Linked DNA regions of Mus musculus: region 2 is linked to region 1. The links are chromatin loops, found by intact Hi-C in ENCODE. Cell type or tissue: left cerebral cortex. All regions are shown on one strand. Links, peaks and the distances in the headings refer to the core of each region. The heading gives the core; the rest is flanking DNA. Region 1 holds the start of Gm23567 (a small nuclear RNA gene). Region 2 holds the start of Pigb (phosphatidylinositol glycan anchor biosynthesis, class B).

The links. A loop is a pair of places that touch in the nucleus more often than their neighbours do. Peaks named below come from ENCODE experiments on the same cell type or tissue, not always from the same donor. Only the 100,000 strongest peaks of a DNase experiment are listed, where the experiment ranks them.
Region 2: a loop joins it to region 1, with 2.3 times the contacts of the local background. A loop is called at or near these places in 8 of 42 quality-filtered maps.

The regions. Positions count from the first base shown.
Region 1 is chr9:72,959,626-72,975,850 of GRCm38, reverse strand. Dnaaf4 (dynein axonemal assembly factor 4) reads right to left here. Exons shown (of 9, transcript NM_026314.3): 2 at 15,122-15,269; 3 at 14,460-14,593; 4 at 13,711-13,936; 5 at 11,615-11,760; 6 at 10,573-10,682; 7 at 6,666-6,819; 8 at 3,773-3,878; 9 at 2,784-3,524. The coding sequence ends at 3,409. Gm23567 (a small nuclear RNA gene) reads right to left here and starts at 6,249; the gene lies at 6,143-6,249. In left cerebral cortex, for the core only: a CTCF peak has its summit at 7,163 (motif pointing left); DNase peaks (open chromatin) are centred at 6,985 and 7,183; H3K27ac peaks cover 1,167 bases.
Region 2 is chr9:73,039,328-73,054,973 of GRCm38, reverse strand. It overlaps Pigb (phosphatidylinositol glycan anchor biosynthesis, class B), which reads left to right and starts at 15,275. Exons shown (of 12, transcript NM_018889.3): 1 at 15,275-15,512. The coding sequence starts at 15,383. It overlaps Pigbos1 (Pigb opposite strand 1), which reads right to left and starts at 15,256. Exons shown (of 2, transcript NM_001308425.1): 1 at 15,109-15,256; 2 at 12,192-12,542. The coding sequence starts at 12,471. The coding sequence ends at 12,298. It overlaps Rab27a (RAB27A, member RAS oncogene family), which reads right to left and starts at 10,164. Exons shown (of 6, transcript NM_023635.6): 1 at 9,963-10,164. In left cerebral cortex, for the core only: CTCF peaks have their summits at 10,717 (motif pointing left) and 12,043 (motif pointing right); DNase peaks (open chromatin) are centred at 10,148, 10,696, 14,622, 15,294 and 1 more place; H3K4me3 peaks cover 3,020 bases; H3K27ac peaks cover 2,308 bases.

The DNA.
Region 1 (16,225 bases), core at 2,930-10,929:
AGTAGAATTCTTTCCAAAAAAAAAAAAAAACAAAACAAAACCCACCTGAGAATACCCCACTTTATAATAAAGTTACCTATGTCTACACTACCAAAAACCACACACAGACAGGTCTGGTGGCACGGGCCTATAGCAACCACTCAGGAGACTGAGGCAAGAGAAGAACAAATTCAAGGTCAGCCTGATCAACTCAGTGAGACCTTTCCTCAAACAACTATGTGAACTGAAGTTTCTAAGAACAGTCACACACCTATTTAAAGGTTGGTTGAGTTGGAATGTTACAGATTTACAAACAATCTTTGGGACTATCTCTAGTCCCCTTACTAGCCATTTATCCCAGCTCTGTATTTGACCTGGCATCCTGTGATTATGAGGTAGTCATGCCTTTGGAATGCATTAACTTGGTAGGTCATTGGTTTCCAACAACCCAGCAGCTAAGAATGTTTCAAATAGCACCTGAAGCCTTGCTTTACTGTGACCTGCTGTTCCCACCAGTGTATGGAAAAGTGCCTGGATTTGTGGCTTTTTTTGTTCTGTAACTATAAACTTCTTCAAACTATTTTCACATTGAAGCATGTTACTAAGGGCTGTATTAGTCGGGGTTCTTTAGAGTCACAGAACTGATGGAATGTTTCTGTATATTAAGGGAATTTGTTGTAATGACATACTACAGTGTGTAGTCCAACTAGCCCAACAGTACAAAGCTATGGATGGGAAGTCCAAGGATCTAGTAGTTACTCGGTCCCACGAGGCTAGTTGTTTCAGCTGGTCTTCTGTAGAAGTACATTCCAACGGATGTGCTGAATATATGGATCCCACTAAGCTGCAAGGGACTTTCATCATAGCACATGCTACTAAGTACACTTACTAAGACAAAGGAACATAGCAGCCTGGCCTGGTGGCTCACATGAACCCAGCATTCAGGAAGTTGAGGCAAGAGATTGCAAATTTGAGGCCAGCTGGGTTTCAAAGGGAGTTCCTGACCAGCCAGAGCGACAGAGTGAGGCCTTACCTCTAAAAGCCAAATATACGTATATTACCATTTAGCTGGGCATGGTGGCCCACACCTAAAAACCCAATACTTGGAAGGCTAAGAGAGGAGGATTGCCATGATTTCAAGACCAGCCTGGGATCCATAGCTTCTACCAAGCTAGCCCCCTACAAATGAGTGAAGAGGGGTCCGTGAGATGGCTCATCTCCTTGGCAGCCTCCTAAGCAAGAGGTGTGAATCACCACACCAGACCCAGCTCTAAGATATGGTTAAGTTTTTGTTTTTGCCTTTTTTTTTTTTTCTTTTTGGTTTTTGGAGACTGTGTCTTTGTGTAGCTCTGGCTGTCCTGGAACTCCGCTCTGTAGACAAGGCTGGCCTCTAACCCTTACAGAGATCCACCTGCTTCTGCCTCTTGAGTGCTGGGATTAAAGGCATATGCCACCACTGCCTGGCTATAGTAACTGTTTGTAAACCCAGCATTGGCAAGGCTGAAACAGAAGGACCACCATGAATTCCAGAAAAGACAGAACTATAAAAGTAAGACCTGTCTCACAACATCAAAATCTGCAAACTAAATTTGTTTTAACTTTCATTGGGATGAATTTTTTATGCTTTATTTACTGTGTGTGTATGTGAGTTTGTGCTCTGTTGGGATAACCTCCCGCCATGTACAGTGCATCAGTGTGAATGGTGCCCCAGCCCCAGTCTCCTCAAGTGTTAGTTGCTGTGCCTGAAGTGCCAGGTGCTGGTGGGATATGATATTGTCATTTCTATAGCCCACAAGACTGCTTTCTATTTATAAATGGTGCCCCTCACCTGCCGGAAAAGCAGGTAAATGATTCTGAGATTATCGAGTTAAAAGGCAACTGTCCTGGGGGAGGTGCCCAAAAGGGAACACCTAGAGATAGATCTGGCATAGTCCTGCTGATGATTGGTTCAGAAAGAATAAACTGTGAACCACTCCCACTATGCTAATAAGTTTTTTGTATCAGGAAGGAGGAGTGGATTTTGATGAAAATAACTGGAGGCTGAAGCTGGGGGAGGGGCAGGATGTGGAGAAAGTCAGTGAGCCACAGAGTCCCAGGGTGGAGATCTGGTAGGAGATTAGCTGAGTCTGGACAGCTAGCTCAGGACACTGCCCTCAGCAAAAAGGCCAGCAGGCTAATACTATAAAGATGTCTCCATGTCTTTATTACTAAGCCCCAAACATGACACCCAAAAGCAACTACAATAGTGCTCAGAGTGATCAAAGAAGGCATCAGATCCTTGAAGCTGGAGCTTCAAGTGGTTGTGAGACATCCAATGTAGGGCTGGCACTGAACTTGAGTCTTCTGGAAAAGCCACAAGTGTTTTTAACCATTAAGCTGTCACACTGGCCCTTGATTTTTTTGAGACTCAGTCTTACTATGTGGCCCAGGCTGGCCTGGAAGAAGGCCTCTTCATTGTATTTCCTACTCAGGAGTGCTGGGATTAAGGGCACACACAAGACCCTGCTCAGTTTTGTTTTCAACAACAGCCTATACCTAAGTTCAAAATATGGCTTAGGGACTGGAGAGGTTGCTCAGTGCTTAAGAGCCCTGGCTGCTTTTCCAGAGGGCTTGGGTTCAATTCCCAGCACCCACATGGTGGTCACAATAGTCTGTAACTCCAGTTCCAAAAGACCTGATGCTCTCTGCTGGCCACTGCAGGCACTGCATACAACAGTGGTACACATTCCTACAGGCAAAACACCCATACCCAGAAAATTAAGTATAAATAAATAAATCTCTTAAAAAAATAAGGTTTTCAGAGTAACTGGTTTTTCTGTTGTTTATTTCTTCACTTTTTCTTGAAACAGTTTCACTATGTAGCCCAGGCTAGCCTGGAATTCTATATCCTTTTACCCAGCAGACCCAGGGTTGGTATGCAATGTATATTATACTCTAACTGGTCTAGCCTCAAACGACAAATGATACAAAGAAAACTATGTGGTTATGTGTATCTATAAGTGACTAAAATTTGTTTACATATTATACCAAAGCCAATCATTTAGAATGAAATACTATATTTAATATAATAAGAATATTTTATATGCACAATCTTTTATGTGGAAATTCTATTCTGTAGATTCCTCAGTAGTATCCTGGCAATTTCAACAGCAACATCAGAGCCCAGCCAATCCCTGTGCCAAGATTGAGGACTCAAACAGCCTGTTCTCTGGCTTTCTTTTGTGTTTTGCATGCTGTCGAGCTCTGGCTGGCCTCAAGCTCATAGAGACTTGCCTACCTCTGCCTTCCCGGTACTGGGATCAAAGGCAGTGAGAGCTAGGCCATTTTCCCCTTGGAGATGATTCGTCAGGCACTGCCATTCCAAAGGCTCACTAGCGCGGTACTGTACAGAGCTACAGTACTTGCAGAGACTCCTGTGCCTAGCTGCCTCTAGTCACGAGACTTCAGTGCCGTCCCTTGAATTATATTCCGAATCTTCTCTGCATCGTTCTGTACAACTGTGTTGGCTGGGTCAATCTTAAGTGCAGCTTCATAATCTTGCAAGCCTGTATTGACATATCAATAATAATCAATAAAGCAAGTATTTCATAAATACCTGTGTTATCTAGACAACTTTTTGTCTTTCTGAAACAGGGTCTCCTGAAGCTTAAAAGACTTAGACCTTGCTGGGATTGCAGGTGTGTGCCACCACACATAGTTTATATGGAACTGGGAATCTAATGGCCTCATGCATGCAAGGCAATGAAATGGGTCTACTAACAGAGCTATGGCCATGCCTCCATCAGTCTCTTACCTTCAACATACAATTCTAGTTGACAGAACGCTGTCCCTCGTCGGACGTGTGCCTTCATTCTTGCATTGGCATTGTCAGCAACAGGTGGTGTCAATAACTCTAGTGCCTTTCAAATAATGTATATATAATTAGGGATTAATGAGATGGCTCAGTGGGTAAAGTGCTTGCTCTGCAAGCCTAAAGACCTGTGTTCAAACCCCAGCACCCACATAAAAGAAAAAAAAAAAAAAAAACAGGCATGGCTGAGTGTGCTAATGTCAGCTCTGGGAAGCAGAGACAGAAGGATCCCTAGGGCCGACTGGTTGGCAGGCCAGCCAGCCCTAGCTGAATCAGCAAGGCCCTGATCCCAGTGAGAGACCTTGCTTCAACAAAAAGGTGAGGAGTGATAATTAAAGAAGAAGAGTCTATGGTACAGGAGTGGACATGGGGGAATGAAAGAAGAAAGAGAGGAACTTGTATAATCATACTTTAACTTAACACACACACACACATTGCAAGTGTGAGGCTAGAAAGATGGCTCAGAGGTTAAGAGCACAGGCTGCTCTTGCAGAGGACCTGAGTTCAGTTCCCAGCACCCACATTAGACATCTTACTAATGTCTATAACTTCAGTTCCAGGGGCTCCAGTCTCATCCTTTGCATTCATGTGCAAATAACCGCCCAACTCTCCACCACACACAGACATACACATAACTCAAAATAAATCCTTAGAAAACAAAATAACGGGGGCTGGTGAGATGGCTCAGTGGGTAAGAGCACCCGACTGCTCTTCCGAAGGTCTGAAGTTCAAATCCCAGCAACCACATGGTGGCTCACAACCATCCGTAACGAGATCTGACGCCCTCTTCTGGAGTGTCTGAGGACAGCTACAGTGTACTTACATATAATAAATAAATAAATAAATCTTTAAAAAAAAAAAAGAAAAGAAAACAAAATAAGGTGACCAGTGTCTGAAGAACTCCACCAAGATTGACCTCTTGCCACTACGCAGGCCCAAAACCACATCCACACACATACTACATGTGTGTATAAAACAGTCAGGCAGAATGCTCTGCACCTATAGTTCCTGTGCCTGGAGCATTATTAAGCTGGGTGTAGTCACAGGCTTGCAATTCCAGCACTTTTGAGGATCAAGAGTGAAAGGCCATTCTCTACATACTAAGTTCCAGGACAGTCTAGGCTACATGAGATCCTGTCTCAAAAATAAATAAAACACTAAAAGTACAAACAAATCAATCAGCTGGGCCTGGTGGTACATGTCGATAATCCCGGGTATAGGGAGGCTAAGGCACAGAACAGCAAACTTAAGGCCTGTTCAATGTTAGCCAATGTTAGGCAATTTAGACCCGCACTATAAGTTATATTGGTAAATTGTCATGTGCTATTTGCACGTATTGAGAGCTGACTCAAGCATGTTTATTTCAAGATCTCCCAAAACTCCACATCCTAGGTCAGGTTCTCTAACGGAGAGAAAGGAAAATAGCTAAGTGCTGAGGCTGTGATTAAAAACATCGCACCCAGGCTGGTGAGTTGGCTCAGCGTGTAAGAGCACCTGACTGATCTTCTGAAGGTCCTGAGTTCAAATCCCAGCAACCACATGGTGGCTCACAACCATCTGTAAGGAGATCTGACTCCCTCTTCTGGAGTGTCTGAAGACAGCTACAGTATACTAAATATAATTAATTAATTAATTAAACAAAACAAAACAAAACATCGCACCCCTGAGAATGACTGGGTCTCAGGGTGAGCCATTCCCAGCAGAGCAGAGGTTACTACTGTTTATCACACAGCATAAAAAGGCCTGCAGTGGGTACATGAAGCAAAGTCTATGCTCTGTCTAGACACCTCTCAGTCAGGACGCCCAGTGTGACTCTCTCAGTGGAACTCCCCGTCACTGCTGCAGGATGTTGTCAGTGCCAGAGGCGATGATGTTTTACTATGCTTCACTTCCTGTCTGCTACTTGCTGATTGGTCTTTCACTTTGGCTCCCTCTTTGGAGACAGGAAGGAAGCCCGGCAACTGTAGAGCATCCTCTACACAGAACAAATCAAAAGGGAAAAGGGACCACACACAGCACAGCGCTTACCTCCAAAGGCAGAAGGGCTTAGCATCAACTTCTGGGGGCGGGGACTGAGTGCAGAACCAGCGCCTCACACTGGCTGAGCAGAGGCTTTACCATTAGGCTAAGTGCTAAGTCCTAGAGCATCCTTTAAACCAATAAAGAAGGCCTAGCAAAGGTAGGCCCGGGGCCCCACCCCACCCCCCTGCCCTGTGGATCGTGAACATGCTAGGTTCTATAACACACTTTTCAGACATCAGTAGTTTATTGTTTTAGTAGTCTAAGCACATTCCAAATGGAAACTCAAAAAGAAAAATTAGGAAATACTTCATGAATTTTTGTGTCATCCTTGCACAGGGACCATGATGCTCTTCTCTGCATCATTCCAATTTTAGCATGCGTGCTGCTGAAGTGAGCACACATTTCTCTCATTTGGTAACCTTGCCTGGAATTCGCCTGGCCTTGATCTAAGTGATCCTCTTCCTTCAACCCCTTGATGAGCCACTATAGCTGACTCTTCATGATAATCTTAAAGATATATATATAGATACACATATACATATATATATATACATATACATATATATATGGGTGTGTGTATTATGTGCATTGGTGTTTTACTTGCATGTATATCTACAGGAGGGCGTCAGATCTTGGAGTTACAGATGGTTGTGAGCCACCATGTGGGTGCTGGGAATTGAATCTGGGTCCACTGGAGGAGCAGTCAGTGCTCTTAACAGCTGATCCATCTCTCCTGCCTCAAAGCACTATATTTTTAAATGAAGTAAATACATAAACATATACACAACACACCCAAACAGAGAAATATACGTACCTTAGAAGAGTCCTCGATGGCCTTGTGTAGGTTTTTTAATTTGAGGTGGCAAGCAGCCCGATTCAAATACAATAATGGGATCTTACAGTTCAGTCGTATGGCTAAATTATATGCATCAACCGCTGCCAAATAGTTTTCTGTTGCAAACAATTTGCTAATGAGACAAAAAGAAAGGGCCAATTTAACATTGAAGCAGACATGAAAAAATAACATTGAGCCTACTTGGCACTTAGAGAGATGGTTCACCATCTGCCTTGTTTATTTCCTGTCAGATGGAGACCGCCTACTGCACAGACTCCAGCTTTCCACATACACCAAGCAAGGACCTTGAGTAGGGCAGATCCTCCCACCCAAAGGCTGCCCTCATTGGTTTAATGCAGCAGGTGTATGCCTATCTTTCTTGATAAAGGAATTTATTTAGGGATAGGAAAGGGGCTTAAACTGGCCTGAATGAAGCCGGTGACTTGGGCCTCAAGTTGGAGTGTGAAAAGCTGGTAAAACTTCTCCCCCTGCTGGATATGGAGGAGGAAAGCACACAGCACAAACGCTGCTGCTCGTTGGTAACCATGGGGAAACTGGTGCGGAGAACAGAAACAGCAACAGGAGGGAACAGCTCTTCATGACGTGAGGAAGCTGCTATGAGCGAGCAAGACACCCGTGTCGGTGTACCGTCAACACACACACAGCCAACACCAACCAGCCTGGTGGTGCAGACCTGTAATCCCAGTCATGTCACAGGCTGAGGTGAGAAGATTGCAAAATCAAGGTTTGCTCGGCCCACACAACAAGCTGAAGGCCAGCATAGGCAACTTAATGAGACACTGTCTCAAAATAAGGAAGGAATTACTGCAATCCCACGACGTGAGAGGGAGAAAGGAGACTGTGTCATGTGAGTCCCATGTCAAAACAAACAATAGGTGACATAATTGTAAAAAGGAGAAAGAGCAGGGGACATAGCTCAGTGTTATAGCACTTGTCTAGTTAGTGAGGCCCTTGAGCAAACCCCAACACTACAAAAATCTATTGGACGGACAGACAGAGTGCACAAGGCCAGCCAGCCAGCATCAGTACATCTTGGTAAAGAGACACATGCCCCTTTGATTTAGCATTAGAATGAAGCAGGGAGAAGCATTCTAAATATGATTTTTAAAGAATAACATGGACATGGTGCTAAAGGCCTGTGGTCCCAGGAGTTTGGAGGCAGAAGCAGGAGTGCTGATATGTCAGTTCAGTGGTGATGGCACACACCTTTAATCGCAGAGGCAGAGGCAGAGGGCAGAGGCCAGAGGCCAGAGGGCAGAGGGCAGAGGGCAGAGGGCAGAGGGCAGAGGGCAGAGGGCAGAGGGCAGAGGGCAGAGGCAGAGGCAGATCTCTGTGAGTTCAAGGCCAGCCTGGTCTACAGAGCTAGTTCCAGGCCAACTAGGGCTACACATAATTCTGTCTCAAAAACAAACCAAACCAAACCAACAAAAGCCCTAGTAAAACACATCCTCACATGCATGAAAGCGTAGGCTAGTCAGTCCAGCACTCGGGAGGCTGAAGCAGGAGAATCACCATGAGTTCAAGACCAGCCTTGCCTACACAGTGAGTTTCAGGCCAGCCAGGGCTGCAAAGTGAGAGCTTGTCTCAAACAAACAAACAAACAAACAAAAAACAAAGCAAAACAAAAAATAAAACCATAAACAAATACACAGCTTGGTGATCTCTTGCAGCATACGCAACTGATTTCTCCCTAGGGGATAAAAGTCCTCAAAAGGGAAGAGTGAATTTTCCCTCCTCCGCATTTTGTTAACATACTCTAAACACCAAGTACTGCAACAGAATAGGATAAGCTGTAAAACACAATCAATGGAAAACAATTACACCTGCACTGAGAAGACATCTTACAATAGCAAGTCTAACAAGCTTCTATCAGGAAAAGCAGGGTGAGGAGACTGGCCTGTCTCTATAAACTTTAGTTTATTTCAACACAGTAGCAAAGGTAGGTTTCCTGGCCCTGCTCTGAAAGCATTTAGGTACATGGGTTAAAAGGCAACTTTCAAAACGATGAGTGTAGACTGGGCTACAAGAGACCCTGGCTCAACAAAATAACAAGACAGTTCTCCATGGATCTCCTGTGACAATCTGGGGGGGGGGGTGAGGTGGGGTGGGAGGGGTGGGATCTACAGGTTGAAGCTAGGACTTCATGTGTCATACGTGGGAGGCATGTTCACCAAGCAGGACTCACAGCAACCTGGCACTATCCTGTTAGAAGACACTGTGTAGCACTTAACCTTGGCAGAGACTGTCTCTTAGGAAGCAGGGGACAGATTTATGCAAATAATAACAAACATAATAATCCCTTTGCAGAACAAGAGTTTACAGGTTTACTGAAATCTTTTTACACAAAACTTTCATTCTTTTCTTTTTTCTTTTTTTTTTTTCTTTTTTTTTTTGGTTTTTCGAGACAGGGTTTCTCTGTGTAGCCTTGGCTGTCCTGGAACTCACTCTGTAGACCAGGCTGGCCTCAAACTCAGAAATTTGCCTACCTCTGCCTCCCAAGTGCTAGGATTAAAGGCATGTGCCACCACTGCCAGGTTCAAATTTTTCATTCTTAAGGCTGTCCTCCCTCAGCTGTGGTGGAGGGCTACTGTGAGTGAGTATTCCACTCACCTGGCCTGCCTACACGCTGGCTCCGAAGGACTAGACCTGCAAAGGGGACCTGCAAGTGTATGCTGCTTGCATTTGCTCCCTGGGAGCCAGCTGCCTTTTTTGGGTTAGTTTGTTTGCTTGCTTGCTTGCTTGCTTGCTTGCTTGCTTGCTTGCTTGCTTGCTTGCTTGCTTGCTTGCTTGCTTGTTTTGAGACAGGGTCTCACTATGGAGCCCTGGCTAGTCTGGAACTCACTATGTAGATGAGCCCTGCCTCAAATTAAAGGTGTGTACAACACACCCAGCCTCACCATGCTTTTCAGACAGGGTCTCTCACTGGGCTCTGGGGCTCCTGACCAGGCTAGGATGACGAGGCTAGGATGACTGGCCAGTGAGCCCCAGGGATCCACCTGTCTCCTCAGAGCTGGGATTAAAAGCATGCATCATAATCCCAGCTGCGCACAGCACATCTCTCTCTCTTTCCCCATCTGTACCAGCAGGAGCTGCTTGGTCTCAGAAAGATGACACTAGGTGACTTGTTTTTGAAAGCTGTAGGTGTGCTTATGCACATAAAGATGGCTATGGTATCACTAGTGACAGACTCTTTGAGGGTCAGTGTACATTCTGATGTTGACTGAAATGTCATGTGTCTAATTGTATGTCCCATGGGCTCCTTTTTTTTTTTTTTTCTGGAATACTCTATGAGAAAAAGACAGTCTGTATGTTGCCCCTGCTGGTGTGTGACTCACTATATAGACCAAGCTGTTTCTGCCTCCAAGCTCCTGGGATTATAGGCCTCTTTTTGTAGCATTGGAGTTTGAACCAAGGACCTCACTAACTAGACAAGTGCTATAACACTAAGCTTTGTCCCCTGCCCTTTCCCCCTTTTTAAAATTACTTCACTTATTGTTTGTTTGGACATGGGGCTCACATGGTACAGTCTGGGGAACAAAGCCTTAAACCCCAGATCTCCTTTCTCCCTCTCAAGTAGTGAGATTGCAGCAATTCCTTCCTTATTTTGAGACAAGGTCTCACTAAGTTGCCCATGCTGGCTTTCAGTTTGTTGTGTAGGCCAAGCAAACCTTGCTGAGGACATTTTTTTTTCAATTGATGTTCCCTCTTCCCTAATGACTCAAGCTTGCATCAAGTAGACATGAAAGGACCAGCACATGGCCTGCCTACCCCAACAGCATAGCATGCACACTCACAAACACAAGGTCCAGCTAGTCCTGGAACATGATGAGCCCAGTGTGGGATGCAGGACACTCAGACAACTCACTTTCCCTTGTCTTTCAACCAGTCTGGATTCCTCTCTTCTTCTTTTAAGTCAAAGAACTCAGGAAGGTCAGTGCTCATGGCTCTCCGTGCTTCTGCTTGTTTATGCAGCCACTACAATGAGAACGCAGTTTGGTGGTGGACACTGTCTATGCTGGCTAGTGCTGTCAACCCATCTATGCTGGCTAGTGCCGTCAACCCGACAGTATATGGAAATCACCCAGGACGTAGGCCTCTAGAATACCTGTGGGATTATCCTGATTGCATTACTTAATGTGAAGAGACTCGTTTTAACTGTTGATGGAGCCATTCCGAGGGCAGGGGTTCCTGGACTGTGTTCATGAGGAGAGGTATAGAAACAGGAAACATGTATGGCCCCCATACACAATGAGAAGTCATTCTTGCATTAGAACTCTGTGCAATGCTTGCTGGTCTTTACTTTTTAGAGAGAAACACATCAAAGAACTTCTTGTGATATTTCAGTTGATTCTGGCCACTTCTGGTTTCTGCTGGATTGAGCCAGTGCTACTGTTTCATGTTTAGTGCTTGCTATTGAACCAGACTGCTGGTACCCTGACAGTGAAGAGTGGACTCCCGCAAGGAACTACTACGAAACAGGTCCACAACGCCCTTTTTCTACTAACCTTCTTTCACCCCCCTCTCTGGTGGTAGCTAGAAGGGAGGTTAAATCATTTAAGAACACTGAGTAAAGTAGGTTTAGAGGAAAATCTAAGCACTGTCTCAAACAAAAACAAAGAGAAAAACACTAAAACAAAACATGCAACACAAAACAAAGGAATACAAAACCTAACTTGTTTTGTTCTCCTTTCCTCCTCTCCTTTCTTTTCTTTTCTTCCCTTTTCTCTTCCTTCCTTCCTTTTTTTTTTTTCCTCTTTCTTTTTCTGGTAGGATCTCTCTCCATAGCTCTGGCTGTCCTGAAACTCACTAATTTCCATAGATGAAGTAGGGAAGGCATTCCACCAGCGGTGACGCTGACGCTGACACTAGCTGAAGTGGTGACTGCCTTACTGATATTGTGTGCCTACCTCCTCCTCTTCTGCGACTTGGGATTCCCGAAGTGCTGTTGGGAACACTCGAGGGGTAAAGCTGATTTGAATACTGCCAGCGGAGCGAGGCGCAGGGACTCTGTCTTCCTTTAACTTCTCAGGAAATATGTTTTCCCAATTCCTCCCTTCAAAAGCAAAGGCATCCAACAAGTCATTTATTTCTCACTTCTAACTAACACATTGACTTTTAAGATAATTATACACCAAAGCTAGTTCTAGGATTAATAACAAATAATAATAACAATAACAAAGAAGCAAATAACAAAAAATAAATAATAAAAAAACCACAACAACAAAACCCAACAAAATAAAACAAGGCAAAGCTAGGCCAGTGAGACAGGCCTGAGGGTAGATGCTTGCTGTGTAAGCATGGCACAAAGTGGAAGGAGCTGGGTTGGGCAGTGTACACCTTAGTCCCAGTACTCGGGGCAGAAGCAGGCTGGTCTGTGTGAGTTCAAGGCCAGACTGCTCTAATATAAGGAGGTTCAGGCCACCAGGACTACATAGTGAGCAAAGTGAGACCCTGTCTCAAAAAAAGGGGGGGGGGAGGGGAGGACACAACAGGACAACAATTCCACAGAGTTGTCCTCTGACCTACTGTGGCACACTTCCCCCCCCCCCACACACACGTCATACACAAATACTTTTCTGGGGTTCCCTGTTGAGTTTCTGTCTCGTTCATATCCACTTTGGGGGAGGCACACTAGGCAAACCTATGACTGACATGCACACCTCCTCCAATCTCTATGCCACACAGCAGTATCTCTACACACTTCCTAAAGAAGGGTGCTTTTCACCCATCACAGAGAACAGTAAGGAAGCAGCCACGATGATAGTGAAAGGCAGACAGTCGCATAAGGGGCTCAGCAGATTCAGAGGCTGCCCAGCCTGGACAAGGGGAATGAAGCCAGGTGCTAGGATGTCATCTACAGACAAGGAAGGATGCTGTTAGTTAGAAACGCCAACATACCTAAATATGACGCACAGGCTTAGAGGCAAACATTGAAACAGGTGGGAGAGGATTTCAAGAAACAAAGACTCAGAGTAATATACTTTCGAGAAAAAGGAGTGCATATAAATAAGAAAAGGAGAGGCTGGAGAGAAGGCTGAGCAGTTAAGAGCACTGGCTGCTCTTCCAGTGGATCAGGGTTTAATTCCTGGCACCCACATGGCAGCTTACAGCTATCTGTAACTCCAGTTGCAGGGGATCCAACACTCTCACATAAATATGCATGCAGGCAAAACAGCAATGCCCATAAAATAAAAACAAACTATTTTTTAAAAAGAAAGAAAGAAAAAGTAAAGACATTAAAATAAATCGATATAGGGCATTCAGGACAGCCCTGGACTACATACAATGCCTTCTCAAAAAAAAAAAAAAAGTGTGTGTGTGTGCATGTCTATGTGTGTCTCTGTGTGTGTATGCCTGCGTGTGTGTGTGTTGGATTTAGCTCGGACTCTATAAGCTTGCCTAGAAAAGCAGAAGGCCTTGGACTTGGTTCCCAGCACTAAGGAAAAAACAAACTTGTTTGCGGCATGGTGCCACACGCCTAAAATTCCAACACTATCCAGGTGGAGGCAGGAGGATCAGAAGTTCAAGGTCTTCCTCTCTATGCATCAAGTTTGAGGCCAGCCTGGGCTACAGGAGAGGAAAATGAAGAAGGTAAGTGAGTTGCCCGTCTTTTCCCTGGTTGCGTCCTTACACCAATTGTGTGGCTCCTTTCCTCTAGCCAATCCTTAACTAGTTCCCAGTGTCTGCCCTGTATTTTGTTGTTCTTTTCAATGCCTCTCTACACTTGATGTTTCCAGTTTGTACAAAATGACTACAGTGTGCCCAGTAAGCCATGTGTGACGGTGAATCCCTACAAGCCAAGCATTTGTGGTTGAGGCCAGCGTATCACATTCCAGGAGGTTCAGACCTACACAGCAAATCCTGTCTCGCCCCTCAGCAAAGGTCTTCCATCTTACGTCTTTGTGTCTTATTGCTCATTTTCGGTACACCGGAGCATGGCCTATGCCTGCAAAAAGATTTCTAAAAAGAAAGGAAGGAAGAGAAAAAGACAGGGGCGCCACACCTCTTGTGGGGAGGCGAGTGGGTGGGGCCTTCCGGGGCAAACCCCGAGGTTTTAGAGCTTTGGTCTCTTCAGCTTGCTTTCCCTCGAGCGGTTTCTCCTTCCTCTGGACTCTTTTTTGTCCGTCAGCTTTCTTTTGACATTCTTTCCACGCTTCTAATTCGCTAGTTGCCTTTTTCCGTTCATTTTCTTTCATATCTTCTATTTTTTTCCTCTCTTCTTCTTCAATCTACAAGCATTTTAATTAGCAAGTTCTTTAAAACATTCAAAAAGCAGTGGCTGTACAAGTGGGATGCGTTTGAGTGTCTGAGCCTTGGGATAAGAGCCTGGGTTTCAGTTTACACTAAAACAGTGGATCCCACTCGTGTTTGTGTGTGTGTATTTTTGTGTGTGTCCGTGTCCACACCTCCCCCAACCCACTAGGCTTCATGTAGGAGGCTCAGTGTCTGGTGGGGGTGGGGGAGTGACACGAGAAGTGGTGGGACAGTACACAGGTCAGTGGCCAAGAAGCTGAGGACCTAACTCGTGAGCTGCAGTAGTTGATCATTTGCCTAGCACTCCATCTGTAAACCAAGCTGGCCTCTGACTCTCAACTGCTGGCTGTTTCACCACAGTTGCTGATGGCTGCGACTTCTGATCCTCCTGTTTCACCCTCCTGAGGAGCCTGGTGGCCTGCACCCCCACTCCTGGCTGCACTACTTCTCTGACTCTGGCTCATCGGCACCTCTAGTGCCCTGGAATCTGTCGCTTACCTTCATCATCTCGCCTAGTGCGTATCTCTGGTCTTCTCGCTTGGCAACAGCTTTTGCTTCTGTGGCCTCTTTTGCTTTCTCCTGTGCTTGCAAGATAGATTTTTCTCTTATTCTCTGCATCATCTCTTTATCAACTGGAATATAAGGAAAAGTACTATGACGGGATTATGAATTTTTTTTTTTTTTTGTCTTTCGAGACAAGGTTTTTCTGTGTAGCCCTGGCTGTCCCAGAACTCACTCTGTAGACCAGGCTGGCCTCGAACTCAGAAATCTGCCTGCCTCTGCCTCCCAAGTGCTGGGATTAAAGGCATGTACCACCACCGCCCAGCATTAACTTGCTTTATTGAGGAGAGAAGCACTTATACTGATCTGGATAAGGCTTCTTTAGATCTAATTCCATAAAATGTGGAAACCTGATGGAGACAGCATCTTTTATATGGCGCAGGGTGGTTTAGCACTGTGATCCTCTTACTTCAGCCTCTTAAGACCTGAGACGTGTAAGCAAGCATCACCTGGAGTCACCATGACAACCGGAGGGGGAAAAATATTTTTTGAGACAAGGTTTCATGTAGCCCAGCTTTCTGATATTGGCTTACAGGTACATACTGAGCTCTCGTGAATGGCACCCAGCTCAAGTGAACAACTTTCACTTAAAAACTTACCACCCGGCACAGAAAGGCTATCCCACAGAACTGGCTCCTTTTTATACAATGTGAAAAGAATCGTGTCATTTCCAATCTTGGCTTTGCTCTTCCCATCATCTATAGGAGCATAGAGAAACAGCTCAAATAAAAATGGAGGAAAGTTAACCTGTTCAGACGAGAGAGAGAGAGAGAGAGAGAGAGGCATTGAGTTAGTTACACAAATTAAAGACACTGCCATCTTAAAAAAAAAAAGCTGGAGAGACAGCTCAGTGGTTAAGAGCACTTATTCTTGTAGACAACCTGGGTTCTGTTCCCAGCACCCACATGGAAACTCCCAACCCTCTGAAATCCAGTTCCAGGGGATCTGACATCCTCATCTGAACTCCTAGGGCATCAGACAAGCACATGGTACACATTCATGCACAGAGCCAAATCTGCAACACACATCAATAAAGGTAAATCAAAAAAATTTACAACCGTTTATTCCAGAAAAAAAAAAAAAAAAAAGCAAACATGCTAGGGTGGGGACATAGTTCCTGGTGTGGTGTCCCAGGCCTGTTATCCGGGCACTCAGGAGGTAGAAGCAGGGTGCTCAGACATCCCAGGCCATTCTCAGCTACGAAGTGAGGGAGCCAGTTTGAAGCCAGCCCTCCCCTTCTCCATCCCGGTGTGTGTGTGTGTGTGTGTGTAAAATGTTTCTCAAAACCCCACTGAATTTATTCCAGGCAGCATAATTTAGCAAAGCATATGAGGACGCAATAGATGAAAGCAAATCTGGAACCTGAATATGTCTAGATGACACCACACTGACAACAGATTTGTTTTTGTTGTTGGTTTGGTTTTTTTGTTTTTTTTTTTTAGATATTTTTGTTTGGTTGGTTGGTTGGATGGTTGGTTTTGTTTTGCTTTGTTTTTTGGTTTCTCGAGACAGGGTTTCTCTGTGTAGCCCTGGCTGTCCTGGAACTCACTCTGTAGACCAGGCTGGCCTCGAACTCAGAAATACGCCTGCCTCTGCCTCCCAAGTGCTGGGATTAAAGGTGAGCACCACCACTGCCCAGCTGTTGTTTTAATGACAACGTTGTGCGCATGTGTGTGGGTCTGAGTGCCATGGCACGCAGGAGG
Region 2 (15,646 bases), core at 7,647-15,646, 74 kb before region 1:
AAACACTAATACACAACAAACAAACACAAATAAACTGATTCCCAAGGCCTAATCTCAAACCTAACAGATTACAGTCGCTGAAGGAGACACATTGCATGCTGCTTTTAAAGGGAGCTTTAAAGAGACATAATGAAGTTGTCTTGTGACTCACTGTCTCTCTGGCTCCTTGCAGCATAAAGCCCTGAGTAGTTCTGTTTCTTTGTCCTTACAGTCAGGGTTCACAGGAACCTCTCTTTCTGTGTTTGCCCTCTGGGGAGGTAGGGATGAGTTGTGTTGTTGTTGTTGTTGTTTAAGAGAATGCCTGAGCAATCTGAGGGGGTGAGTGTAGTGATGGCTCAATGATTAAGAATACTGACTGCTCTTACAAAGGACCTGAGTTCAATTCCCAGCACCCACATGGTGGCTCCCAACCATCTGTAACTTCAGTTTCAGGACCAAATGCCCTCTCTGACTCCCGTGGATATTCATACACACTCCCGTAAATATTCATACACATAAAAAAAAAAAATAACATGAATCTGAAAAAAATTTTTCTATGTACTAATAAACTGGTATTCTGGATTTAGTTATTTAAAATAAAGTTCAGGGGCTAGAGAGATCTCTCTGTAGTTAGGAGTGCTTGGTGTTCTTACAGAGGACCTAGGTTTGATTCTCAGCACCCACATGTAAGCTTACAATGACCTTTAATGCCAAATCCAAGAGCTTTGACACCCTCTTCTGGCCTCTGAAAGCACCAGGCACATACATAGTACACAGACATACGTGCAGGCAGACATACATAAGCATCAAATAAGGTAAGACGTTTAAGAAGAAAAAGCAAGCAGCCTTCTCAAACTGCCTGTTCCCCTATTCACCTGTTAACTATTAACTTAGCACTCACCACCTTCTCATCTAGGTCAATGGCTCTCAACATGGATAACAACCCCTTTGGAGAGGGTTGCATATCAGACATCTACATTACGGTTCATAACAGCATCAATATTACACTTACGGAGTGGCAACAAGATAATTGTATGGTTGGGGGGGGGAGAGGGGGTCACCACAGAGGAACTGTATGAAAGGGTCACAGCATTGGAAGGTGGAGAACCGCTACTCCAGGTCATTTCTAGGTAGTCAGCCACAGTGGCTCACCGAGAGAGCACATTAGATGGAAGAGACCGGCCGGCCACAAGCAAGATAAATATAATAGACTCATCTCAAACAGCAATAGATACTGTAGAGACAGGAACTCACTGACGGCACAAAGTGGGCAGAGACGACTCTAGCAGCAGCTCTCTGGGGGCTGACAGAAAATTCACCCTGGAGGACAAATACAATCATTGTGGCAGACACTTCTGGGCAGCTTTAATGTAAGTCAAGACCATAGATACTCAGTCATTTCAGACAGTTTCAAGGAAATTGCCTCAGTGGTTAGTAAAATTCCATCGAAAGTCCCCCTCGGGGTTGGATGGCGGCTCAGTGGGTAGAGTACTGGCCTAGTTCGCATGCAGCCCTGAGTTCAGTTTCTAGCATACCCAGAAGTAAAGGCAGTTTCTAGCATACCCAGAAGTAAAGAAAGTTTCTAGCATACCCAGAAGTAAAGGCAGGAGAACTGGAAGTTCAAGGGTTTCAACCGGAAAGTCTATCTATAAATAAATACACGAATGAATGAATGAATGAATGAATGAATGAACGCCACTTCCTTTGAACACTCAAACAACACAGCTGTTTGGACTGCCTACCTCACAGCTGGTGGCAGTGAAGAAATATCAGCCTAGACACATTAAAAGGTTCTTCCTAGGAATCCTGCCTGCTGTCAATCCCTCAGTGGTGTGGTACCTAGCTTCGGGCCAAGGAGACTAAGGGAAAACCTGGCTGAGCCACATGATTTTCAAGGCCCCTTCCAACCAGATCTAAAGTTACACAACTGTGTCAGTGTAACCAGTAAGGTTTCCTTATCTGGGCAGCAAAAGGGGCTGGAGAGTTAGGAGGAGGCTTCCAAGACTGACTCTCAAATGCAGAAAACCTCCCAGCCAAGCAGAACCAATCGATACCGTCTCGATAGTTTCTTGGCTCCGTGGCACAAAGCTATAGGAGGCTGCTGGGAACTCAGGAAGTACAGACGCCGGTAGGCTGAAGACGTGAGGTGGCCACAGGCTTTGTCTGCCCAGATCCCTGTCACTGTTTGGTTCTGCCCCCCTTTGGGGTCACACAAAGAGACATTGCAGTCCAGCCGTTTGCTTGCCAGCCACAGGGCTTACTCTTTTTTTGTTTTTTGGGTTTTTTTTTTGTTTTTGTTTTTTTGGGTTTTTTTCGAGACAGGGTTTCTCTGTCTAGCCCTGGCTGTCCTGGAACTCACTCTGTAGACCAGGCTGGTCTCAAACTCAGAAATCTGCCTGCCTCCTGAGTGCTGGGATTAAAGGCGTGTGCCACCATGCCTGGCTGGGCTTACTCTTCTCCTGAAAGCAACCTGTGCTCATCAAGGGCCTCACCGGTCCCCACTGCACAGCAGCGGCCCTTATAAGAGTTAAAAACATGTAGAGGCAACCTGGAGTGCTGGCCCACGCCTTTAATCCCAGCACTTGGGAGGCAGAGGCAGGTGGATCTCTGTGAGTTCTAGGCCAGCCTGGTCTACAAAGGGAGTCCAGGTCACCCAGGGCTATTACACAGAGAAACCCTGTCTCGAAAGATCACAACAAACAAAAAACATGTATAGGCATTGTCTTTCTCGATGTCCGACGGTTGTGAAGAGGTACCGTCACCATGGCAACTCTTAGGAAGAAAATCATTTTAATTGGAGGCTGGCTTACAGTTTCAGAGGATCGGTCTATTATCACCAGGGTGGGAGTATGGCCTCACACCTTACTGGAGCAGTAGCTGTGAGATCCACAGGTGGTTTGGGGAGGCAGGGAGTGTGAGCATCAGGTGGATTTTTGAAACCTCCAAGCCCACCTCCAGTGACATACTTCCTCCAGTAAGGCCACACTGACTCCAAGTAAGTATGAAACCAGCCTGGGACTATAAAAGACCCTGTCTCAGACAGACAGGTAGACACTGAAACTCCCTGGTGAGGGTGGGGTGATGACCCCTGTTGCAAGCTGCTAATGTGATACCTTACGACCGATTATCAGTGACTTGGAAAAGAGAAGACTCCCAGTGACTCCTGACAGTGGTGGGTCTTTTGTTTTCAGTCACGGGGCACATAGATGAGTGACTTTCCCCACCCCCACCAGAAATACCAAGCAAACAAACAAGAAAGCCCATAGTCTACTTTATGTTCTCATGCAGAGCAGAGAGGGATAATGAAGGGTTAGCCTAGTCTCTAATAAGAGAAGCGAAGCCCAGAACAACCAACAGACTGCTGAGTTCTCCCTGGCATTCCTTACTGTTCAAGTAAGATGTGGGACAGAAACTAACACAAGAAGTAAAGAAACCCTGCCCACAACTATGGATTATTTTTTTATTTTTTATTTTTTGGTTTTTTGAGACAGGGTTTCTCTGTGTAGCCCTGGCTGTCCTGGAACTCACTCTGTAGACCAGGCTGGCCTCGAACTCAGAAATCCACCTGCCTCTGCCTCCCAAGTGCTGAGATTAAAGGCATGCGCCACCACACCCGGCTCTGGGTTAATATTTTTAAATTATTTTTCCATATTCCTTTTATTGCAATATTATTTAAGTTTTACATCATAGGACCCAGGAACCAGTTCAGTTGATAAGGTGCTCGCCTGGCACACATGAAACCCTGGGTTCCATCCCTGGTACCACATAAACCAAGAACGGTGTCTCAGGCCTGTAATCCTAGCACTTGGGAGTGGGAGGCAGGGGGATCTGAAATTAAAGGTCATTGTTGGCTACATAGCAAGTTCAGGCCAGTCTGAGCTATAGGAGACTCTGTCTCAAACACATGCACAATTCTTAGGTAACCTGAGGGAGCAGAAGGAGGCTCCTGCATGCCAAGCAAGCACGTATCGAGTGGTGTTCCCAGCCACCAGCAAGAGATCTCTATCTATGCATCCGAACAGACTAAAGCTTTATGTCTCACTTCCCCAAGCCAGGCTAGTACTGCAGGAATTAAAGTGCTCACTCTATTATGTTTAGCCAGGTGATTGATTGACGCCTTGTCTTTGCCGCTAATGATACAAATACATAGGAGATTAGTGCACAGGAACACCCAGAGGATCTGCCATCCACCCACGCGGTTGGACCAACCTCAGCAAACAAGAGAGAACAGACTTTTCTGTCTCTTGGCAACCAATTTTATTATGCTTTGACCTGGCAGCTGGAAAGGCTTAATATGAATTAACCACCATCCAGGTTGTGAAAAAAGACCAGGGGCTCTGAAATACGGTTTCCCTAGTGGCAGACAAAACCTCGTTCGTTTTCAGGATTGCCTGCCTGCCTTCCTTCCTTCCTTCCTTCCTTCCTTCCTTCCTTCCTTTAAAAAGAGACTTAGATTTTCCCCCCTATGTGTCCATTTTTCTTGTCTGTATGTCTTGTACCACATTCACGCCCACAGAAGTGAGAAGATGGTAGTGATCCCATCCCCTGGAACTGGGGTTATATAAACTTTTTAAAAAAAATGTTCTTAAGCGTACTTATTTTATGTGTATGAGTCTTTTGTCTGCATGTATGTATGAGCAGGTCATAAGAGGGCACTGGATCCTCTGTGACTGGAATTATGGAAGGTTGTAAGCCATAATGTGGGTGATGGGCGCCAAACCCAGGTCCTCTGGAAGAGCAAAAAGGGCCACCCCACCCCACCCTATGCATAACTTCTTAAGGGAGGCATTGTGCCACTGGTCCTGGCGCTGGCCCTGGCCCCTCCTCCTAGTCTATGTGACATGGACAGATTTAGCCTCTGTAGGTAAGGATCTCCTTAACTATGAAGGACTAAAGTAAAACTAATGCTCTCTCTTGTTTCTAGCGCTAGAGCCATTAACAGATTCCCATCACCATGGAAACCCACGGCTCAACCATTCTTTGGACGATATCGCACATTTCCTGTATATAAACATGACCTCTAACTAGAGCTGTGTACATGTGTATTTTGGAATAAGGGGGGATGGTGCACATTAGGAGGTGGAGTCAGGGAGATCAAGAGCTAGCTTGGGCTACATCTCAAGACCCTGATTTAAAAGAAAAAAATTGAAGACAGATTTAAAAATTGAATCACTTTTATTTGGTAAATTTGAAACCCTATCCTCAAATTAGAATTTCATACAGACATGGTAACACACACCTGTAGTCCTAGCATAAAACAGACACTCAGAAGTTCAAGGGCATCCTCAGCTACGCAGAGTTCCAGCCTAGCCTGACATGCATGAGATCCAATTAGACAAGAAATAAAGAAGGAAGGGAGGGAGGGAGGGAGGGAGGGAGGGAGGGAGGGAGGGAGGGAGGGAGGGAGGGAGGGAGGAAAGAAGGAAGGAAGGAAGGAAGGAAGGAGAGAGAGAGAAAAGAAGAAGGAGGAGGAGGAGGAGGAAGAGGAGGAGGAGGAGAAAAAAGAGAAAGAAAGAAAAAAGAAAAAGAAAGAAAGAGAGAAAGAGAAAGAGAGAGAGAAAGAAAGAAAGAAAGAAGAGAGAAGGGGAGGGGAGAGGGAAAAGGAGAGAGAGAAGAAAAGGGGGGGGGGAGAAAATTCCCATCCCTTTTAGACAAGGCACTCAATTTTAATTGACAATAAATAAAATGTGTTAATGGACCCCAAATCATACAAGAGAAATGATGAGCTGAGCCCCCACACTGGAAGGCCCTAGCTAGCTAAATGTTCACTATTCCAGTCCCTCACCCCAGGACATCAGGTTCACTAAAAGCTTTTATCGCCAGAGTCTGCTCTCAGGCTAATCAGCTTAGGGGAAGCCAGATCATCAACTCAAATTTCCTCATCCCCAAGTGGAGAAACAAACACAGTCCAAGCAAATCTCAGGGGGCACAGAAAGGGAGCGCTTTTGAAGGGAAGCGCTACTTCCTCAGGAGCCAATCATTTTCTTAACAGGGGCAAGAGAGCTTTCTTCTTAGGGGGGCTCAGGCTTTAAGCTGCAAGCGTTGTTCTGTCCTTCAGAAGCATCAAACTTACTCTATTTTATTTGGGAAATATGTTTTATGTGTGTGTATAACTACTGCATATATATGTTAAAATAATTCTTTCCTATTTCATAGTGAATCTATAGATAAGACACATGCCAGGAAAAGTCTTAATAACAAAAGAAGAAGGTAAACTCAATTGAAAAAAAAAATCCCATATATAGGCTGGAGAAATGGCTAAATGGTTAAGAAAGATTCTTCCTAAAGGGAACCCAAGTTCAGTTCCCAGCACTCAGGGGTGTGTGTGTGTGTGTGTGTGTGTGTGTGTGTGTGTGTGTACAAAGGAGGAGGAAGGAAGGGAGGGAGGAAGGAAAAGAGAGAGATAAAGAGAGTAACCATAAAATTAGTTATCATACTTTATAGGCCAAATTAGTTCAGTTCTCACTGGGAAGCCTCCCAACTCCTCATTGGGTGGGAAGCCCCATTCAGTAGTGTAAAGTGGTCTATAAAGACGCCTGCTAAGAAAGTCCAGACTTAACTGTTGCTTCTCAACCTTTCTGTCTCAACAGATCAAATGATCTTTCACAGGGGTTGCCTAAGACAACTGGAAAACACAGTATCAAGATTACTTATAATGTAGCAATGAAAATAATTTTATGGTTGGGGTCTCCACAACATGAGGAATGGTATCGAAGGCTGGAAGCATTAGGAGGTTGAGAACTGCTGGACTAGATAGATGGTCCTGGAGTTTTATCCAGTAACTCGAGTGCACATTCAGCCACAGTCTTACACTTGGTTTTGCCTCTGACTCCTTACAAAATAAGATTCAAAATGAGTCAGAGTGACACTCTGTCTCCAGGCAGACAGGGTCTAATCAAGGATGGGCTGGAGGCAGGGGTGGCTCAGTGAATGAGAGAGCACTTGCCTAGCATCTGCCAGGCCCTGAGTTCAAGCCCCAAGAATGAAAGGGTGTAGTCATGGAAATGGGCCAAGTCACAGAAAAACAGCTGACAACTGAAAGTAGTTACACAATTAAGTGCCAACAGTTGGCCATTTCTGTTAGAAGCCACAGAAAGGTTCATTCATTATAGTGCAAAATATTCATGAAGAAATTAATGTCCATTTCCTTCGATTTCCAAGAACTCCACTCTTGCTCTAGACTAATGTAAGAGGCCAGAAGATAGGTCAGCTACTAAACAGCCCTGCCTAATTTTCTCAGGGCCAGGGCAGAGGGCTGCCTGCTGCCACCATCACAAGACAGGTGCAGGAGTGTGGAAGGAGCCATTACTACTCAGCCGGCCATAAGTTTGTTCTGCATGCTGGCCTGGACTTCCAAGGTAGCAGAGAATAACTTCTGATCCTCCTGCCTCCGTGCCCAAAGAGGGTATCAGGGCCACTGGGACTGGAGTTATGGGTGGTTGTGAGCTGCCCTGTGGGTCCTGGGAATCGAGCCTTGTCCTCTGAATGCTCCTAAGTGCTGAGCCATCTCTCCAGCCCCTTAATAATAACAACTTAATAACCCTGATTGCAGCGGACACAATAGTGAATGAGCCTGACCCCTGGCCCTCACAGTGGGCTGTGCTGATCGCAGCACGAAGGGGAAGAGGACAGGTAGAGAGGGGACAGGCAGGACAAAGTGGGATCTCTATTTCAAAAAAAGAACAAGATTAAAAGTGCTTTAAGAGGCCTCAGCAGGAACACAGCTAGAGAAGGTAGTCGGGATGGGTGCCAACAGTAGAGAAATGGTTATTAGAGCAGATGTGACCGTGGCCAGGTATAGGGCACACCTGTAATCCCATTCAGGAGGCTGAGGCCTAGGCTACACTCTGGGTTCCAAGCTATCCTGGGATACATAACGGAGCCATGTTTCAACTACCACACACACACACACACACACACACACCCCAAAAAACTAAGTAGACAAGATAGCTCAGTAGTTACCACCAAGCCACACAACCTGAGTTAAATCCCTGGATCCACAAGGTGGAAGGAAAGAGCTGACTCCTATAGACAGTCCTCTGACCTTCCATACATATGACACCATACACAAATGATCAATACATGTTTATGAGTATTTTGCCTACACGTACGTACATGCAGCACATGTGTGCAGTGCTTTCAGTGGCCAGAGAAGGGAATCCAGTCCCCTGGAACTGAAATTACTCAGTGTTAGTGAGCTGCCATGTGGGTGCTGGGAACTAAACCCAGGTCCTCTGCAAAGGCAGCAAATAATTCCTAGTCACCAGAGCATTCAGTGAACGTCAATTTTACAGTTTGTTTTTTTTATTACGTATTTTCCTCAATTACATTTCCAATGCTATCCCAAAAGTCCCCCACACTCTCCCCCGCCCCCCCCCCCACTCCCCTACCCACCCATTCCCATTTTTTGGCCCTGGCATTCCCCTGTACTGGGGCATATAAAGTTTGCCTGTCCAATGGGCATCTCTTTCCAGTGATGGCCGACTAGGCAATCTTTTGATACCAGTTTGTTTATTTTTAAGTGTGTGTGTGTGTGTGTGTGTTTGGTTTTGTGCAATGAGTGCAATACTGGCAGAGTCCAGAAGACAGCACTGGGTTCTCTGAAGTTGGAGTTACAGGCAGCTGTGAGTTGCCTGTTGTGGGTGCTGGGAACCGAACTTGGATCCTCAGGAAGAGCAAGCAGTCTGTGCTCTAAATGACAGAGCCATTTCTCCAGCCACTTACCAAGTTTTTAAACCAAAAAATATTTAGTTCTACTCAAGTTAGACTCAATAAAATGTGTTCAGGGTGGACAAGAGACATGGAAGAATGAAGAGAATTGTTTGGCCTGAGATTCTCTAAGAGTGGAATTTCTTTACTAAGATGGGGAAACAGGTATCAGGAAAGGAAGTTAAAAGTCTGGTTCCCAAAGGCGGCTTCCCTCTTCAAAATGCCTGTGCGTGCTCTAAAGCCAAGGCCACAGAATTGAGAAGCTGACCGTAAATTCCACACAGAGATACAAGGGACTCTTCTGCACAGCCAAAAAAACTCGTAAAAGGTGGCAAGGGAGGGGGTGGGGCGGGGTGACGTCAGAAATAAACAAACAACAACAACAACAACGACAAATAAGACACACTGTGGAGAGGAAACGGAAAGGTGTTGGGGTGGGGGGGAAGACCAAGGTAAAATAAGAAGGCAGCTCCCATTCAGGCGCGCTTAGCATTTCTGAATACCCCCCCTTCCTTTCTTTTTGGTGTTTGTTTTTTGAGAAAGAGTCTCCTGTAACCCAGGCTGGTTTCAAGCACACACTATGTAGCAAAGGCTGACCTTGAACCCTGGATCCTTCTCTGTCCACCTTCCAAATGCAGGGATTACTTTTCCCATACCGGTTCCACTCTACAGGGAGCTTTAAAGAATACGAAATGTCTCCTGCCTTCCTCACCCGGCTGGGCTGAACAGCTAAGGCAGAACAGCTGTTAGCCCTTGGGCTTGAAAGAGAAGCCTAGGGGAATACTCCAGACAACAGCAAGATGCAAAGGCCAGGGGGGCTGCTGAGACGCCTCAAGATCTCCTACATTACAGAGCTGGCTTTCCAAATCGGTACCCAGCTACTGGGCCAGAGACCCGGTCTTGGCAAAGTGACCAAAATATGTCATCCATCAATTCTACCTCCGATAGGGTGACTCTAAGACCAGGCTGACCAGCTGGGTTCTCTGAATGACAGGAAAAGGCAGAGCCCTTTCTCACCTGAAAGCAGCAGGACTCTAAAGACTTTAAAGTCAAAGACTTCTAAAACCGAAGTGAGGGAAGGACAGAGGGATGGGCAGACCTATTTCTCTTCCCCTCATTAAAGGGATTTTGGCACCTAGATGCCACCCGGGATAACCTTCAGCCCCTGGAACTCCAGAAAACCAGCATCCATTCCGAAGATCTGTCCCCTGGTTGCCCTAGGGCTGACTTGCTCGCCTGCAATCTGCAGCGCGCCCAGAACGCTGAGTGCTCACCCGGTTTGGTGCTCTGTCCGGTGCTGTCCCTGCGGTGTTGCGTCCCTGCAGTGCTAGATTCCCAACGTGCCGCGTCCTCGCTGTGCTCTATCCCTTAGGTACTCCCTTCCAAATGGAGCTCGGGACCCCGTGCGACTGGCCTTTTTTGGGTGCTTGGCGCTATTTTCCGTCTGGCCCCACATCACTTCCCGTAGAGGAGAGCGCGGTGGGGGCGGGTCCTGAGCGGCCTCCACCTCCGCCTCCTGTCACCTGCCCGCAGGCCCCCAGCCACAGAAACGACTGCTCGCCTCGCCTGGCACGGATCGGGTCTCCTCGCCCCTTCTGAAAGGTGTGAGAACCACAGAGGGTGGTTTTCCTTGAGACCAAGAGAGCCATTCACAAAAAGCTCAAATTGCCCCAGGATCCGGGTAAGGCGAGGCGTGCCCTGGAGACTCCAAAGGTCTGTCCTAAAAGCTTTTTCATGGCTGTGCATCCTCCCTGGAGACAGCTTGGGCATGGCCTACTGGGGTTCCTGGACTCGATGATGAGAAAAATAGGTAAGATTCAGTCAGAAGAAAATAAACACTATTCTGGAAGGCAATGGCCAGCGGAGTCTACATGCACACAGTCTAACTCGGATTACACTCACCCTGAAGTCCTAAAACACTGTTAGGGCAGGCAGTTACTGCACAGTAAGAGGGAAATTATGGGGTGGCATAACATGCTAAGACCCGGCAGGGTCCGGAGCAGCCTATGACCCTCTGCTGCCTCCTAGTGGCCTTCTACCGATGCCTAGGGTTTTCTGTGAGCAGTCTGGGTCTCAACCTGGGGATGGAGGACATTAGCCAAATCCGTCCAAAGGTGGTTCTGCGCTTCACACTGGCCTTTGGGCCTGCCCTGTTGCTTTCAGAATTCCACTTCCAAGACAAGCAAAATGCTGAGAAGGAAGACTGGGCTAAGTTCTGTCCATGCAGTTTCATTCATCCCTAGGGCCTGCCACCACAAACTCCGCGGTCCAGCTGTCCCACCCACCTGCACACCCAGTCACCCCTCCTGTCTGTAGCTACTAGGACTGCACCACAGTGCAGTTTCTCAATCTGTAGATGGCAGCTACTGGAGTCACCCACGCTTGTAAGCAACCCCAATAAACTGGACCGGTACAGAATCTTTTCTATCATTCCATCAGGGCTGAAGAGAAATACCCTCCCCAGGAAAAGCAAGGCAACCATCTTCCTTCAGGCACTAGCTCTTTTTTTTTTTTTCTTTTTGGTTTTTCGAGACAGGGTTTTTCTGTGTAGCCCTGGCTGTCCTGGAACTCACTCTGTAGACCAGGCTGGCCTTGAACTCAGAAATCCGTCTGCCTCTGCCTCCTCCCGAGTGCTGGGATTAAAGGCGTGTGCCGACGTCACCACCACCCGGCTCTGGCACTAGCTCTCAAGGAGCTATCACTAGAGGCCAAGACAGGTGGATTTCTGAGTTCGAGGCTAGCCTGGTCTACAGAGTGAGTTCCCAGACAGCGAGGGCTACACAGAGAAACCCTGTCTCAAAAAACCAAAAAAAAAAAAAAAAAAAAAAAAAGGTACCAGCTTTCAATACCATCACCCTGGAGACCAGGCATCCTACACATAAACCTGGAGGTGACGAAGGTCTATGAACTATATTGGGGAACAACACTGTCACTGGTAATGGCTGGTACTTCTGATCCTCCTGCTTCCACCTGAGTGCCTGGATCACACAACTGCATCACTTTGCCCAGGGTGTGAGGTGCTGGTCCTGAAACCTAGGGCTTCATCTGTGCCCTGAGACTTGACTATGCATCTGGTTCCAAGAGTCCATGTCTCAGCCTGGTCTGAGATTATGTGACATACTCTAAACCAGCAAACAATGAAAACAAACAAACAAACAAACAAACAAAAAACATGCCAGACTAGAGAAATGGCTCAGTGGTTAAGAGCACTGACTGTTTTTCCAGAGGTCCTGAGTTCAATTCCCAGCAAACACATGGTGGCTCAAAACCATTTGTAATGAGGCTCAGATGCCCTCTTGTAGTGTCTGGATTTATTTATTTTCTGTATATGAGTACACTGCTGTCTTCAGACACACCAGAAGAGGGCATCAGATCCCATTACAGATGGTTGTGAGCCACCATGTGGTTGCTGGGAATTGAACTTAGGACCCCTGGAAGAACAGTCAGTGTTCTTAACTGCTGAGCCATCTCTCCAGCCCAAGAACTACCTTTATAAATAACTTAGATTCATTACCCATGATTTATTTATTTAAAGCATACCTAAAGTCTTACTAGACTAATAGTCGGTGTGATTTCAATAGAACGTTAAGCAAGGTTTACAATTTCAGTTTATGCAGAATTAGCTCCCTTTTCTTCTGATTCTTCCAACAACTTCACCTTTTCTTTTAATTCCTTCTGATCTCTGGAATATTGTTCAAATATTGGCTGATAAATATACATTCCTCCAGCAATTCCAAGGATGGCAGCAAAAAGCAGTTGTGGAAGTGGCAATCTCCCGAGCATTGCAGCGGCAGGTAGCGCACAAGCTGAGGGTGGCTATGCTCCCCGGGCAGCAAACCGCTTCAGAGCTGTTTCTAAGGAAAAGGGACAAAAAAAAAAAAAAAAAAAAAAAAAAAAGGACCACTTAGTACAGCAGACTTTTAGAAACAATTTTATTTTGTGCTATGTGTGCGACTGAGTGCAGGAGTCTGGAAGCCAGAAAGTTACAGGCAGCTGTCATCTAACACAGGTGCTGGGAACTGAACTCAGGTCCTCCGGAACAGCAGCTCACTCTTCACTCCAGCCCCATCTGCTCTTTAGAAGACTTGTTACTACTTTCCTCTGGCATGAATGTTTTGTAATATTTAAAAATCACTAACTAGGGCTGGAGAGATGGCTCAGCGGTTAAGAGCACTGACTGCTCTTCCAGAGGTCCTGAGTTCAATTCCCAGCAACCACATGGTGGCTCACAACCATCCGTCATGGGATCTGACGCCCACTTCTGGTGAGTCTGAAGTCAACTACGGTGTACTTATGTATAATAAATAAATCTTTGGGACTGAGCAAGCAGAGGTCCTAAAAAAATTCAATTCCCAACAACCACATGAAGGCTCACAACCATCTGTACAGCTACAGTGTACCCATGTACATAAAATAAATCTTTAAAAAAACCAAGAATCACTAACTAATAAATACATAAGGGTAGCATGACAGCACATAGGCTTACTATGGGATATTTTCTAAAATCTCAATTAGGTTGTCAGTAGTTAAAAATCATATTTTATATTAAAATTGTTATTTCTTCCAGGCATCGTAGCACATGCTCATATTCCCAACAGTTGGGTCCAGGCAAGAGGATCAGGAACTCAAGGTTACCCTCTGGCTGCACTGCCAGTTGGCGGCCAGTCTGGATTCCATAACAGGTTCTCGGAGAACAAGTCAATAAAAACCTTAAAAAGGAACCTATAGGGAATGCAAGTTTGAGGGTGGTGTGAGACAGAGATGCATCCTCTTCTATCAGGGGATGTTCCCAGGGAGTTATTTTGTGTGTATTTGCCTGTGAGTTATTTTGTGTGTATTTGCCTGTGAGTTATTTTGCATTTGAGTGTTTGTTCTGGTTCTTTATGATAGGCAGGCTGCTCTAGATTACAATTCTGCCTTCACCACCCCAGTGTTAGGATGACAGGTGTGCGCCACTAACATGGCTGCTGGAAGTCTTCTCAGAGCGTTTAAACTGGTAATTTTCAAAATGGCAAAAGGAGGGGAAGGGATGGCTGACGGCTTTCAAGTCGTTTAATACTTTTTCTCCAAGAGGTGCCCGAAAGGACTCAGAAGTGAGTGTCTCTGTTTAAGCTTCCTCTAAAGGATGATAGAGAGAGGGGACAAGTGACCTCACTATGCCTTCTGCAGTAGCTGTAACTCTTTTAAGCAAGCTGTATGACAAAAGCGATTTTTAAGAGGCTGTAAAACTTCACTGAGCCAGGTGTGGTGGTGCAGGATTTTAATTCCAGCACCAGGTGTGGGCAGAGACTATGTGAGTCTGAGGCCTGTCTGGTCTAAAGAGCTGAGTTCCAAGCCAGCCAAGGCTACATAGTAAGAGCCTATCTCAAAAAAAGCAAAAGCAAATTATGTTGAGTTCTTTTGATATTTTAGGAGAAATCAAACGCAAATCATTTGCATGCCTTCTTTGAGAAAAATGGGGTGGGGGTGTAGAAGATTTTGCTTCTCGATCCAACAACTGAAAACAGTAGAAAGTGACAAATGAACAACACAGCACTTTCCGTGTCAACCCCCTCAGCATCTGGGTCAGAGGCTGTGAATGAAGAGAGCACAGGGAAGGAGCCACACACTTTCTGGACTCCGATATGGATCCTTAATCCAAGCCTCAGGTCACAAAAATAATCAGCAACTCCTTCCTGTACTGTAAGGAGCTTGCCCTAAATAGTTCTCAGGCATAATTTAAGCTCGCCGAGGAAAGAAAAGCATGTCTTCTCCTGGATTATACAGTTGACCACACAAAAGACAATTTATGTGTATGGGTGTTCGTCTTCATGTATGTATCTGCAATAGCACGCATGCCTGGTACCCTCGGAGACACCAGGCTAGTATATGGGTATTCTGCAAGTGCAGTCAGTGTTTTTAAGCCCTGAACCAGTTCTCCAGCCCCCACCAACTAATTTTTTAAATGCCTTGATTGCTGGTCATGATGGCCCATGCTTTTGATCCCAACATCCATAAGACAGAGGCAGGAGTTTGAGGCCAGTCTGGTCTACACAGCAAGTTCCAGGCCAGCCACGGTTATATAAGACTGTGGCCCTGTCACAAAGATAAGAGGAGACAGAGTGTGGTGGCTTAGGCATTAAATCCCAGCACTCATGAGGCAGAGACGGTAATTCTCCCGAGTTCAAGGCCAGTCTGATCTACATAGTGAGATCGACTCCAGAAAATAAAAAGTTGATTAGAAAATAGATAATTAGGGATAGAGAAATCCATTGGGGTGGTAAAAAATTGATAATAAAAATTCATTGAGTTATAACTTTTTCCTATTATTGTAAGAACCGTGATGAAACTTCCCACGCGAGGACGTGGCGTGAGGGATGAGCACCGCGGTCACCCGGGAGCTGGTCCTCAGCGATGCACTGCCTCCCTCTGCTCTGTTACCTCCGAGCGCCTCCTCGGCGGGCGCTGTGCGAGGTGTGTCAGGCGGAGTAAAGAATCCAGAATCTTTATTTTTGTCTTTTCCAGCATTGAACACTGGTCAGGGAGGTTTGCTCCTGACCCACCCGGAGACTCATCCGCTTCCGGCAGCACTTCCTGCCGCGGTAGTGCCGGAGCAGCGAAGGGACGGCGGCTCGCGGGGCCCAATCTTAGTGGCATGTGTCCGCCTACAAGAAAGTGAGGGGCGGGCACCGTGGGCTGCAGGTAGCCGGGGAGGATGGAGTCCCAGGCCGCCGACTATAACCCGGCCTCCCGCAATCTCCACGGCAGCTCGGGAGAAATGAAGCTGCGGAGGAGGAAGTCCAGGCAGTACGTGAGCGCGCAGGAGAAACGCTCTCCGCGCCGTGGTGAGTGCCGGGCTCACGGCAGAGCTCGGGGCACCTGGGACTACACAGCGTGGTGGCAATGAGCTCAGGCTCGCTGAACACAGTCTCTTCGCTGTGTTGTGCTGACTGTGCTTAGACGTGTCTCAATCCTCCTG